Linked DNA regions of Homo sapiens: regions 2 and 3 are each linked to region 1. A link is a contact called in ENCODE Hi-C or POLR2A ChIA-PET data. All regions are on one chromosome and are shown on one strand. The core of a region is the stretch at or near the end of the contact, and the rest is flanking DNA. Distances in the headings are between cores, read along the strand shown.

What was found. Hi-C counts contacts between places; a loop is a spot of excess contacts on that map. ChIA-PET counts read pairs that join two places held with the same protein, here RNA polymerase II (POLR2A). Pooled maps may share reads with other maps.
Region 2: a loop to region 1 is called in a map of dorsolateral prefrontal cortex, with 2.1 times the contacts of the local background. The contact joins two enhancer-like sites. A Hi-C loop is called at or near these places in 1 of 168 maps with a recorded cell type or tissue (dorsolateral prefrontal cortex), 3 of 37 single-sample maps with no recorded cell type and 2 of 50 pooled maps. POLR2A ChIA-PET finds 5 or more read pairs at or near these places in 2 of 52 experiments (H1 and HepG2).
Region 3: a map of sciatic nerve shows a loop between it and region 1 (2.0-fold over the local background). The contact joins two enhancer-like sites. A Hi-C loop is called at or near these places in 4 of 168 maps with a recorded cell type or tissue (Caco-2, HepG2, heart right ventricle and 1 more), 2 of 37 single-sample maps with no recorded cell type and 3 of 50 pooled maps. POLR2A ChIA-PET finds 5 or more read pairs at or near these places in 1 of 52 experiments (IMR-90).

What each region holds. Positions count from the first base shown.
Region 1 is chr11:2,532,073-2,536,072 of GRCh38, reverse strand. The region is part of intron 2 of KCNQ1 (potassium voltage-gated channel subfamily Q member 1); the gene reads right to left. Among named protein-coding and RNA genes, the nearest start is that of KCNQ1, 89 kb to the right of the region's middle. RefSeq lists enhancers at 17-517, 3,268-3,377 and a silencer at 2,351-2,511. Within about 2 kb of position 2,137, at least 16 of the 41 ENCODE cell types and tissues checked have a DNase peak (open chromatin) inside an H3K27ac peak, as active enhancers do; they include dorsolateral prefrontal cortex, where a contact is called at or near this core.
Region 2 is chr11:2,730,214-2,734,213 of GRCh38, reverse strand. All of the region lies in intron 11 of KCNQ1 (potassium voltage-gated channel subfamily Q member 1), which reads right to left. Among named protein-coding and RNA genes, the nearest start is that of KCNQ1OT1, 32 kb to the right of the region's middle. RefSeq lists an enhancer at 2,297-2,466. Within about 2 kb of position 1,918, at least 2 of the 41 ENCODE cell types and tissues checked have a DNase peak (open chromatin) inside an H3K27ac peak, as active enhancers do; they include dorsolateral prefrontal cortex, where a contact is called at or near this core.
Region 3 is chr11:2,673,463-2,677,462 of GRCh38, reverse strand. The region is part of intron 11 of KCNQ1 (potassium voltage-gated channel subfamily Q member 1); the gene reads right to left. KCNQ1OT1 (KCNQ1 opposite strand/antisense transcript 1) reads left to right here. Exons shown (of 1, transcript NR_002728.4): 1 at 1-4,000. Among named protein-coding and RNA genes, the nearest start is that of KCNQ1OT1, 25 kb to the left of the region's middle. Within about 2 kb of position 1,767, at least 9 of the 41 ENCODE cell types and tissues checked have a DNase peak (open chromatin) inside an H3K27ac peak, as active enhancers do.

The sequences.
Region 1 (4,000 bases), core at 888-3,387:
CGGGTGTGCTCGGCAGAGCATGTGGCCAGTGAGGCTGGACCAAGGCTGTCCCGGGGGAACAGAACCACCGGGTCTTCATGCCATGCCCCGTGGGCCTCAGGCTCTGAGACTGTGGCTTCAGCAGCGCCCCTGCCCCCAGCTGTGCATCCCACACCCTGAAGCAGAACACTGGAGGCAGGGTGCCCATCACAAGCACTGGCTGCCTCCGGGGAGCAGCAGCGCCGGGGTTCCTCTCCTAAACAGCCCTCAAAGCAAGGCTGATCCTACGCCCAGCAAAGCGGCCTCAGAAGGGAGCATTTTGATGGATTCCCAGAGGCAGGGGGCCTGGTCCCAGGTCTTCAGGGGGTACCAGTCACCTGACCGCCCTCTCTCAGGTGCAGAGTGGGTGATAGAGATGCTTTCAGGAAGCTCTACGGCCAGCGCATGAGAGAGACGCCACAGGGCTCTGAAAGGCAGTGAGTGGGTTGCACAGGGCTCCCCAGGACCAGGAGCTCCTGGTGGATGGGGATTTCAACAGCTTCAGTGTCACTAAAGGGGAAGGCAGGAGGGACTTGTATCCGGTGGTCCTCAGTGATCAACACTGGGCTCCGGAGAGCCGGCCAAGTCACTTCTCCTGTCCCCACAGGGCAGTGGCTTCAAGTTCCGCTTGGTGGATTCTGAGCCTTTGTTCTTGGAACTCTTGCCGGGACATCAGGGGTCGACCCTGACCCGGGAGGAGCCTTGGCAGCTGAAGCTGGGTGGCAGCTGAAGTTCAGCCCACCTGGGTGTCCCCAGCTGCCCCAGACAGACACTTGGGCCTACCCTGCTCCACCTGCCCCTGGTCCACTTTCACCTTCGCTACCCTTACCCGCCCAAAGCCTGCAGGCCAGTGTCTAGCGTCCTTTCACCCTGAACAGGCTCCGAGAGCCTCTGTCTCCCTGGGGTGGGCTCCAGGCAGGTCTCAGGACAGATGAGTGAGAAGTTTCTCCTACAGGCTCATGGGGCAGTGACCTGAAGTCTGGCTGGGCAGAGCTGCAGGCCACCCCGTGCCCTGGGGGCTGTGCAGACAGAGGGCCCACATCTGTCAAGTCCTCTGGGCCTAGCTCCAGGGGCTCAGTGCAGACAGGAACCAGGGCTCCAGCCCGCACATACACAGGGCCCTGCAGTGAGGATCCCAGGGGTGCGGAATCTCAGTCCAGCTCTGCCTTTCATGAGCCCATGGGCTGCTTGCACATAGATCCTGGCACACAGTAGGTGCTTAATAAAGATTTGCTGGCTGAACAAATGCAGGCGGAAACAACCCTGCCAGGGAGAAGACGACCGCGTTCTGAAGCCTCAGAGTGGCCTGGGTGGTGGGGACCGGTCTTAGCTGGGTAGCTCCCAAGTGACAGGGACAAAAAGGCAAGTGAGCCCACAGGCCCACAGAGGGACACAACTCTTCCCAGAGCACCCTGCAGCCCTGAGGAGGGAGTGGGTACCCCCGTCCCTGGGCAACCAGTCTAGTGGGGAGTTGCCCCCGAAGCAAGTGTGCAGGACGGGGCTTCGTCAGACCCATAGGAGCTCACCAGGCAGGGCGAGGCAGGCAGGGAGGAAGACAACCCTCAGCGGGCGGCAGCTGCAGAGGGAGTCAGACCTCGGGGTGGGTGGAGGAAAATCCTGAGTCACCCACTGGTTCCCCAACCTGGGCAAAGGTGCCTTTGCTCTGCGTCTTTTCCCGGCAGCGGCAGAAATGGTGCTGCGGGAAACCGCCCCAGGCCGTGCGCAGAGCAGGCTCCTCATCAGAGCAGCTGCGGGTCCCAGGTGAAAAACACCAGGTGAGGACCTGCGGGCCTGCGGGCGCCCTGAGCAAGTGGAGGCCAGGGCGCTGAGGACAGGACCCGACCTTGTTCCACAGAGAGGGCCGCCCAGGGCCGTCACGGAGGCCCAGAGACTCCCTACAGGGTCTCACTTTGCTGCTGGGAGGGAAACTGAGGCCTTGCTCTGAGCTGGGAGGGAAACTGAGGCCTCGCTGTGTGCTGAAGGCGCAGCAGAAACCCAGGCAGTGGAGGCTGCAGCTGGCGGGAGGGGTGGGCCACCGGGCGGGGCGGAGGGAGCCTCAGCAGAGGGGAGGAAGCCGCAGCGATGACCTCATCCCCTAGGCCTCCGGGGCCGCAGCTCACGGGGTTTTTTAACCACAGGCATTGCAGGACAATTCCCTGGTATGTTCACCACCAAAGGCGCGGACTAGCCGTGTTTGTGTTGTGCTTTTGAGTGCCTCTCTCTTTGTGTGGAGTTTGACAAAAGCTGTGATCCTGGAGACAAAAGCCAGGCCCTCACCTGGGCCAGGGCAGGGTCTCTTACTGCAGAGAGCAGGGGGCCAGTTTCTAGCAGCAGCTGGCTTCGGCAAGAAACAGGAGAGCCACCCAAACCGGGAACTCCTTCCCAGGCAAGAACACGCAAAGCACACACACGTCAGACACACGTGTGCACACACACACCAGGCATATGTGTACGCATGTGCGCACGGAGCTACCCACAGGCACGCACACGTACACTGAGTGCACACATGCACACGTGTGCCACTTCCACAGACATGGGTACACAGACGTGCACATGCACGTACGTACACACGTGCACACACAGCCCCCTCTGAATTCAGAAGCCAGGTTGGGGCCCTCTTTGCAGCCCAGGAAGTGGCTCTCCTCCCTGGGAGGCCTTGAGGAAATCTCCCTGCCCAGCAGATTTCCGACGTGGTGTTCACGTGGTGTTCACGGTGCCGGCCGGACCCCAGCCGAGACCAGATTCCTCCCGAAATGGCTTTTTCAGGCCCACCGCATATCCCTGGTTCAGCAGAATGCCTAATCCCTCCGAGGCCGCGCTGGGGTTTCCTTAGCAGTGCTGAGATAACAGCTTTCTGGCACTGCAAAGCTGGGCGTACGAAAAGAAACGAGAAAACAGGGGCTCCCTGGGAACACATCGCTTTGATCCATTTTTTCCCCCAACATTTAAACATCGTGCTCTCGGAATCCCTCATGCGGGTCCTGCACCCGCCCGGCCCCTCCTGGGTTCCCCAAGGCTGTGGTTTGGGCTCCCCGCGCTCAGCACTCCTTGGCGGGTGCCAGCAGCTCCTGAGTTGCATGTAGCACGAGCGCCCTCTGGCGTCTACAGGCCTTCCCGCCGCCTGGCCCCAAGGGCTGCAAACACCTTTGCTTCTCGTACCTCCCCGAAGCGCCCCCAACCGTCCTTCCTGCAACCCTGCACAGCCTCCCTCTGCTGGAATCAAGAACCCAACAGCCGTCCTCACTCCTCCAGGCCTGAAGCCTCGGGAACCTGCTGTCAGGTGACTTCTGCCTGTGCTCTGATCCCCACAGCCCTGTGCCTGCTGTCCGCTGGAAGCTGTGAGCCCTGGGAGGGGTCCCTGCCTGCCCCGCCAGCACCAGCTTACCTCCTTCTCACTGTGCCCCTCCCACCTGAGCGCCCCCTCCTCCAAGCAAGTGGTCACTGTCTCCCCACCCAGAGCCCACGCCTCAGTCTCGGCCCTGATGTGTCTGTACATCCGCCTGTCAAGGCCAGGCCCACGGCTGCCTCACTCTCTGCTGTGTCCCCAACGTGCCCCCACCATGGCCATGACTGAGTGACAGCTGGACCCTCAAATCCCCTTGAAGGATTTGTTTCCACGCGGCCAGTGCTTCGAGAGACTGCTGGGAAGTGTGGCAAGGCGAGTGGGAGGGTGTCTCCATCACGCAGGGGCAGCTGAAGCCGGGAGCACATACCAAGCTGGGTCATCCTCGCTGGGCAACTCTGGCCTATGCATTTGATGCAGGGAGGGACATGCACGGCCAGGAAGCGCCATGCAGAGCTTGTGGGGTTAGCGCAGCCACGGGGTCCCACCCTCAGGGAGTGTGGAATGGCCTGAGGCAGACAGATGCTTGTGAGCCTCCCAGAGCCCCATGAACCCAGAACAGGGCAGGTCGGCGGGGATGGTGTGCAGGATAGTGCCAAGCAGAGGCCTGAAACCTGACAAGAGGCTGAGTGCTGACAC
Region 2 (4,000 bases), core at 669-3,168, 200 kb before region 1:
CTTTGGATGGTTCATTCGTTTATTCTTTGGACGTCCACCATGCACCTCTCACACACACCTGCGGGCCCTGGGGCCGGAGCAGGACCACCCCTGCCAGTGCTAGACAAGCTTGAAACTGTGCCTGTGATCAGAGGCCAGAACCACTAGAAAGGCAAGGCTGGGGCTGGGAGAACCGCAAGGTGGTCCTGATTTAGAGCGCGCAACTGCTCTGAGGAGGATGTTCAGGGGAAGCGTGGGTTGAGGCCTGAAGACTCAAGAGGATTAAGCAGGGAAGAGGAGAGCGTGTGCATGTTTCGGGGGTGGTGCGCCTGGCAGGGCAGGGGAACAGCGGGCGCGAAGGCCCTGAAGTGGGGGGGGAGAGAGAGAGAGAGAGAGAGAGAGAGAGAGAGAGTGAGAGAGTGTGTGTGTGTGTGTGTGTGTGTGTGTGTGTGTGTGTGTGGAAGGCCTGAAGTCCCCCTCCTGCCCGCTAGACCCCTCTCCACTGCCTCTGCCCTCCAGGAGGCTCTATAGCTTCAGATCTGAGGCCAAGAGGGCAGCACACTTGGCCTGGCTCCTCCCCCAGGGCTGCCCAGGCCTGGCTGTTCTTCCTCTCAAGGTGCCCACCGTGCCCGACTGTCTCCCTAGGAGCTGCCAGCAGCAACCTCGGGGGTCCCCTGCTACTCTTTGGGGTCCCTATGCTCTACCTGTATCTTTGCAACTAGAATGAGTCCCCCTCACTAGGGGTACCACCTATGGCTGCTGTCCCTGCCTGACACCGCCCAGGGAAGCCAAGCCGTGGGGAGGGCCTGGGCCAGCCTGTCTGGAAGGAAGCTGAGCAAAGGAGACTGAGGGTTTGTGGGAAAGTGAGGGTCGGGGTCGCAGTGAAGGAGGGCGAGTGTGGGGAGCCCCTGTGTTGAGTGCAGCTGAGAGGCCTGAGTGGGGTCAGTGCTGATGGAGGATGCCCCTTCCCTCTGGACACACAAAGGAGCACTAGGGAAGGCAGAGAGAGGCCTGGGGGTGGGGGTGGGGGTGGGAGTGGATCTCAGAGCTCAGGGCTCTGCTCTTCAGACCCCAGCTGCGGGGCCAGAGCCGTTCTGAGGGACACTGGAGACGTGCAAGGCTGGGTGATGCCTCCTATTTTACAGAGGGGGAAACTGAGGCTCCAGAAGGTAAGGGGCTGGCTCCAGGTGGAGGATGGGCTCAGGTGTGGCTGTGTCCCAGACCCCCTCTTCCCAGGACCCTGGCTGGCTTGCTGCCTGTGGGTGGTCACCAGCCCCCAGCAGGAGCCTCGAGTTTCTGGGCCTCCAGAGGGTGGGTGGGACCAGAGCCACCCCTGCCTCAGGCAAGATGGGGCTGGGGCCCATGGGGCAGGGGAGACCGCCAGGGCAGGGGTCCCCTCCCTGGGCCCCAGTGGGTGGGACAGAGGCCCCCAGGCTCCGGCTGCAAGGCGAGGCCTCGGTGGCGGCCACAATAAATATGTTTGTTCAAGGGAAGCCAGGCTGGGAGCTGTGTGCGCCGGCCCGGTGAGGAAGAAAAGGCCGCTTGTGCCTTGCACACTGGGGCGATTGTTCCTGCTCACGCAACTGCTGCCCCGTGGCCGGAAAGGTCAGACGGCCCTCGGGCCCCGTCGGAAGCACCGGTGCCTCGGGCCCCTTCGCTCGCGCCTGCTGTAACATTCGCCTGCGCTCCTCACTGCCCGGCTGCATCCACATCACCTCCAGGCCTTGGCACGGGGAGAGAAGGTACCAGGCAAGGTCTGAAAGATGGCCCAGCAAAGGCGAGGGAAGAAACGAAGCCAGGAGTCCCCTGCCCAGCCCAGGCGTCAGGAATAGTGTGGAAAGAGGAGGCCCCAGCTGGTGGCCTCAGCACCCTGAGGGAGTGGCTCTGGCCCCGAGGGTCTTCGCAGTGCCCACGGGGCAGCTTGTTTTGTGGACTATTGTTTGGATATTGGGGGATGCCAAGGTGAGGGTTGGGGAGAGGCCCAGGAGCACATGAGAGGTGCCAGCAATGCTCCTGAGGCAAGACCAAGCATCGTCCTCACCCACCAAACAGAAGGCTGAGAGGCACTGCCTGGCCGCAGCCCCGCTTCAGAGCAAATGGAGTCGACAGAGGCCACCACGCAGGCACTCCTGGCTCTCCCACAATTTAAAAACCCTAAAGGGCAAAAATCAGGAACTCAAGCCTGGTTTCCTCCCATTCCTCTGAAGGGGGAGGAAGGAACACAGGAGCCCACGGCTTGCAGGCCACACCTCGCTGGTCCCCTGCTGGCAAGGCGGCCTCCCTCTCCTCTCCTCTCTGCAGGAGACAGCTCTGTGAGATGGCTTCATCCAAAGGGCCCTCAGAATTGTGGTCCTGATGGTGAAGGCTGTGAGCAGCCGCTGCAGTGGTGTGATCAGACGCTCTAGCTGAGTGAGTTACCCACCACTGTCTTCCACCCGGAAGAGCTGGGAGATGGGGCCATAGGAGCCTCCTGGGTGGCTGGCAGAGGGGACAGGGACTCTGGACCAGCCCTCCCCTCCCTTGCTTCAGGCGCCTTTCTCTGGGCCTCAGGCCCTCCTGTGTGCGCTGCTGGGGGTGATTCTAGGAACCTGATCTCCATGACCACAGGGTCCCCCAAAAGATGGGTCTGTTCCGGAGGGCTTGCCTCAAGCAGCGAAGGGGACTCTGACATGGGAGGAAAGCCCTCTCCTGGGTGAGAACCTGGAGCCGCACCTCCTGTCCCGAGAGATGGCCGCCCTGGGTGTCCGCCTTCCCTGTGTCCGGTGCCCGAGTGGGCGTGTGGTGGGCGGCCTGCAGTGCTGGCTCCCTTTCCCAGGCCTCTCCCGCTGACACACAGCCGGAATGTGCCAGACTCACCAAGGCCTGAATTCCCGAGGGGTCTGGCATGCCGACTGTGGGACGAGGGCATTTGGGCATTGTTCTCTCCATGCAACAGTGGGGTGCATGGGCGGTGAGGCCCCTTGGATTCCGCCTGCCACCCTTGGCTTTATGAAGCTGCACCAGGTCTGACTCAGGCCTTGAGGAATTCAGCACCCCCTCGAGTGGGCACAGGGGACTGTACCTAGGGGCTGCCTCCCTCTGCCAGGCTGGGCAACGCAGCCCCTGCCGTGAACAGAGGTGCCTGGCTGCCCTCTCTTTCCCCCAGGTCCCTGAGGACCTTTGGGTCCAAGGTTGAGCTGTGAGGCCAAAGGAAGTGTTTGCTCCCAATGCAGGGCAACAAGGGCCTTCCTTTTCTATGAGCAAAGCTGGGCTCCCAGAGAGCGGCGGCTGGGAGGAGGCTGGGCCGGGGCTCTCATTTCTGTAGTTGGTTCAGCTGGGGGCAGCCTCTGGTCCATCTGGCCTGGTGCCCAGCCCTGCTTCTGGCCACAGCCACAGAGGCCTGCCACCAAAACGGCTCCAGCGTCTGTCCCCCATCCCTCCATTCTTCCCTCCTCTGCCCTTCGAAACCACCATTACTGAAGAACCCTGCGTCTCCCAGGGGCAGCCCCTCTTGGACCACCTGCAGCAGTTCATACCATAATCCGCCTCCCCCAGGGTAATGGGGCCTGGATAGGGAGACTCTGTGGCCATACAGGTCTCACCTCTGCACTGGATGCCTAGGGACAAAGTCCACCTGCCTCCTGGGGCCTCCCAGGCCCCCTGCAGTCTGTCTCTGCCAGACCCCACCACGCTGCTATTGACCGGCTCCTCCAGATCACCCCTGCACTCCCCATAAGAGAAAGAGGGAGGAAGGGAGGTTGTGAAGAGCGCAGGACAGAAGCAGAGACAAGGGGGCCGTGGGGAAAGGCCACAAGCCAAGGGAGGTGGGGCCTCCCTTTGAGCTTCCAGTGGGAACCAGCTCTGCTGGCTCCTTGAATGTAGCCCATGTCGGACATCTGACCTCCAGAGCTGTTAGATAATAAACGTGTCACTTAAAGCCACTAAGTTTGTGGGAATTCATTACAGCAGCCGTAAGAAGCTAAAATGGTCCCTCTCAAAACAGTCCTGAATCTACTACTTCCTCCTCGCCCTCCTGGTCCAG
Region 3 (4,000 bases), core at 518-3,017, 140 kb before region 1:
TTGACCAAGAGGCCACCTGCATCAATTATCATCTCCCCTGCTGTCCTCTGAAATGCTTATCTAGGCATCGATCTTGGTTTCCTCTTCAACTGATTAACTAACTGGTCTACTCTGCCCAGTCTCTATTTGAGAAATCATTTGACATCATTTTCTTTAACTTGATGAAATCTCCTATTTTGACAAGATTTACAGTTCCTCTTTATAAGTTCCTCTTTACTTTGTGTGTGCTTTATATTGTCTTTGGTTGACAAGAGACAGCCAAAGAGGTCAGTCAGCAGAGATACAAGTAGGGATAAGATGGATAGGGAGAAACAACAGTGTTCAATAGGGAGGGATGTTTCAGGGAAACTAATTTCATAAGTGGTCATTTCAGTAGTGAATATATTTGAATGGTTAATGGCTGCTGTTTTTTAGCTGCCCTACATATCCATCAACAGAGGATCTGTTCCATAAATCATGGCACAATGAAACTCTGCAGCTGTTAATGAAAAGGAGATTTGCTAGATGTCTTAATACAGATCCATCTCCAGAACATACCAGTGTCTTCCTTTTAAGTGGTGCACACTGGGGCTGAACACTTACTAAGAAATGAAAGGGCTCCCCAGTCAAAGCTGACAGGTGTCATTACAACATGACCCCTGTGGTAGATCCCAGCACAATACACTGGCCATCACTCCATTCTCTTCAAATGTCCTAGGGTTGCTTCATACAGCAGACCATCGTACCCAAAGCCACTATGCATATGACTTGGTTATCTCCTGCCAGGCTGTAGTCCAGTTAGTGCTCCCTTGGAAATACTCAAGACCTTAATGAACTATCTATCTGTGAATCTGTGAAGCTACCCATTTCTTAGAGGCCTCTTTGGAGAGCTGGCTGTTGAATACCCAGTATGATGGTCCTTAGCCTTCTTAGACCTTTCCTGTACCACTACCTCTATGCCTTTTGCCAAGTCCAAGTGTTCACCAGAAATGGAACTGATGCCAGAAAGACTACAGCTAACAATCTGAGCAGAACAGTGAGCATGTCCTATCTGGGAAAAGCCCAGCCCATTGGGCTAAATCTCTAGCTGAACACAGAGACTATGCTCCTTCCAATTATACTGGAAGCCCAACCATGAGAAAACAGCACTTCAACTACACTGTTCAGAGCCATCACCTGTTCACACGTGTGTCTGTATACATGTAAACACACATTTTGCAATAAAAATGCTTCTCAGATGTACTGCACCATAATAAATCAGCATTGTATGTACAGCTCAAAAAGAAGTATGGCATACCTATGGAAGAAGTCAAAGGCAAAGTGTAGAAAAATACATACAGTATGCTACCATTTGTATAAAAAGGAGCCGTATCTACTAAGTACATGCACACACAGACACACGTATATTTGTTTATATAAAATACGTCTGGAAAGATGCAATAGGAAAGTGTTGAGTGGTAACCTTTAGGGAAGGAAACTTGGGAATTAGGGTTGGGTGGGGAGAGTGTTATTTTTCACCCCTTTTGTACTCTGAATTGGTTTTACCATGTGTGTAAAGACTGTTGTATGATTTTTGTAGCACAACCCTTGAATACATAAAGCACGATTGGCTCCCCAGAAGGCAGGTGTTGGCCAGGCAGTGGATGCACGGTAGGGCAGTGTGCAGCCCTGCATGCACGTGGCTGGTATGCCCTGCGGGCAGCAGCTCCCCGCACACAGTGCTGTGAGTCTCTGGTTCATGTCACTCTGTGGAGCAGGGGCTGCTCCAGCACAAAGAGGTTTTTGACAGGGAAAGGCAGAGCCAGAGTCAGGGCAGGCCCTGGGCGGGCTCCTAGAGAGCCCAACCACCCTCTAATAAGGGGTGCTCTCCACCCTATCTGAGGAGCAATTGGGATCTCCTAGGAAGTGAAACTGTTACGTATGTCTTATTACAGAATTTCCAGTGGAGTGATTCTGGAAGAAATGTGTATGGCATGTTGTGACTGCTATGTCTCATGAAATATTTACGTTTTTATGTAACTTTTTTCCATTTTCAGATCATCTTTTATTTTAACGCAAAATGACAATATATTTTTCAATTAATTTGCCCAATATCTGTGTTTAAATGTTTTCTAATGCACACACGTGTTTTAAACTCATTAAAAAAATATGACTTAGATCCCATCCCACTTTCATGTTTTATATTGCCAAAACTCTGCTTTTGGGAGAGGTGAGTTATCTTCACTTCTGAAACAGTACTGCTTGGGAGCTGGTTTGGCCCTGGCTATTCTGGGGAAATGACACAATATTGACCTAGAGGGGCCCTAATCTTTCCCCGCTAGAGCACTACCTCTAATAGGGTGAAGGATGGGAGAAAGAGGCTAGTGAACCCACCTTCAGGTCTGTCCACTCAGGACATGCCCACACTAGCCTCTCCAGGGGCTCTGCCCTTGGCATCCCCGTCCCCCACCTGGGCTCTGGCAGAGAAGTCAGGCGGGAAGAAGCCGGCTGAGTGCCCGCCACTGTAAGAGGAAACGAAGAGAAACAGCTCCAGTCAGCCCCAGAAGCGAGGCCTGGAAAAACTCTGCAGCTGGAGCTAACACAAAGGACTTTTCAGACCCTGCAGCCAAGGTGCCCAGTGAGCTTTTTTTTTTTTTTTTTTTTTTTTTTTTAAAAAACAGCTATTAGGGTGACAAGCCTTTCCAAAGGCCAGCAGTTGGCGAGAGTTTCCAGGAAGCTGGTCTGGCACTGGGCTGGGATTGGAGCAACTTTAACGAGTTAAGTTCAGAAGGAAGGAGTCATCAGGAAAGGTTTAAGGTTCAACAAACTTTTCAAATTATTTTGCAAAAAGTTCTGGCTTTCCAATTCAAAGGCATGTTTCGCTGTGACTGTTTTAAGCCAGAGCCTATTTAAAAGGCAACACAACTAGCATGCTTCAGATTCACTCACTCGAGGTATTTGTCTAAATCCTCCGAATGGGCTTTGCAAGTGCCATCTAGTGCCTAGTAACACTGGGGCCATCTTACACATCTCGACAGGCAGCCCTCCTCCCCACGTGCCTCCCCCCAGCCTCTGTGGTCGTGTGCGCGCGGGCGCGCACACACACACGCACGCATGCACCTTCCCTAAGCAGGAAGCTGCTCTTTGCCAAGAGCGAATGGAATTCAGATTTCCAGAGGGTGTCCTTGGCCTCCAGCTCTACGGCTGCATGATGAAGAAAGGTCCTAGTGTGTGTGCCGGGGGCTGGGAGAGAGGGGCCTCCAGCTCTGCTCACATCTATCTGGGCCCCAAGAAAAACCCACAACTGGCTGTGCTCTCCCCAGCCACACCCAGCCTTGGTCACATTCCTTCCCTTCCTGAGCCCACACTGGGTGGCCCCGGCAAACCAGCTTCCACACCTCCCTCCCCACCGGCAGGGAGACCTAGCCCAAGCCCCCATGGGGCAGCCAGCAAGTACAAATGAGGGGCTGCACCCCAGGCCCAAAGAGCCAGAAAGCACGGAGGGCCCTCCCCCCACCCCACCCCCAATGCTGGGCATCCCCTTGTGGCTGCTGTCACTCATGGGGAAAGAGACACACTCCCTTGTCTAGCACCCGGTGAGCTGAGCTCCCATCCCTTCCTGTGCCTGCTTTCAGGAAGTCCCTCTTCATATCCAACCTTGACTCTCCTGGCTGTGGTGCTTGTGGGCCTGGGATTGAAGGGCCATCACTGCCCTTTGCACCAGAGCTTCCCAACATACCAGCAAGAAGGGACTGTACCCCTTCCCCTGTCCAGTCTGGGCCTTCCAAGCCCTGAGATTCAGCAACCTCAGGAATTAAACATTTATAGGAAAACACCTATGCAGACAAGGGACATGAGTCAGGGTGGTCATCAGCAGTAGCAAGGTGGGTAGGCTGGTCACGTTTAGCTTCTCTTTAGCCCAAGTAATAGGGTCTTCCACCTGCATGGCCAGGGAGGGGATAGGCTGAGAGCAATCTTTCTACAGGCTGTCAGCATCAACAAGTGGTTGTGATGAGCAGGAGTCTGTATGGCTTTTCAGGTG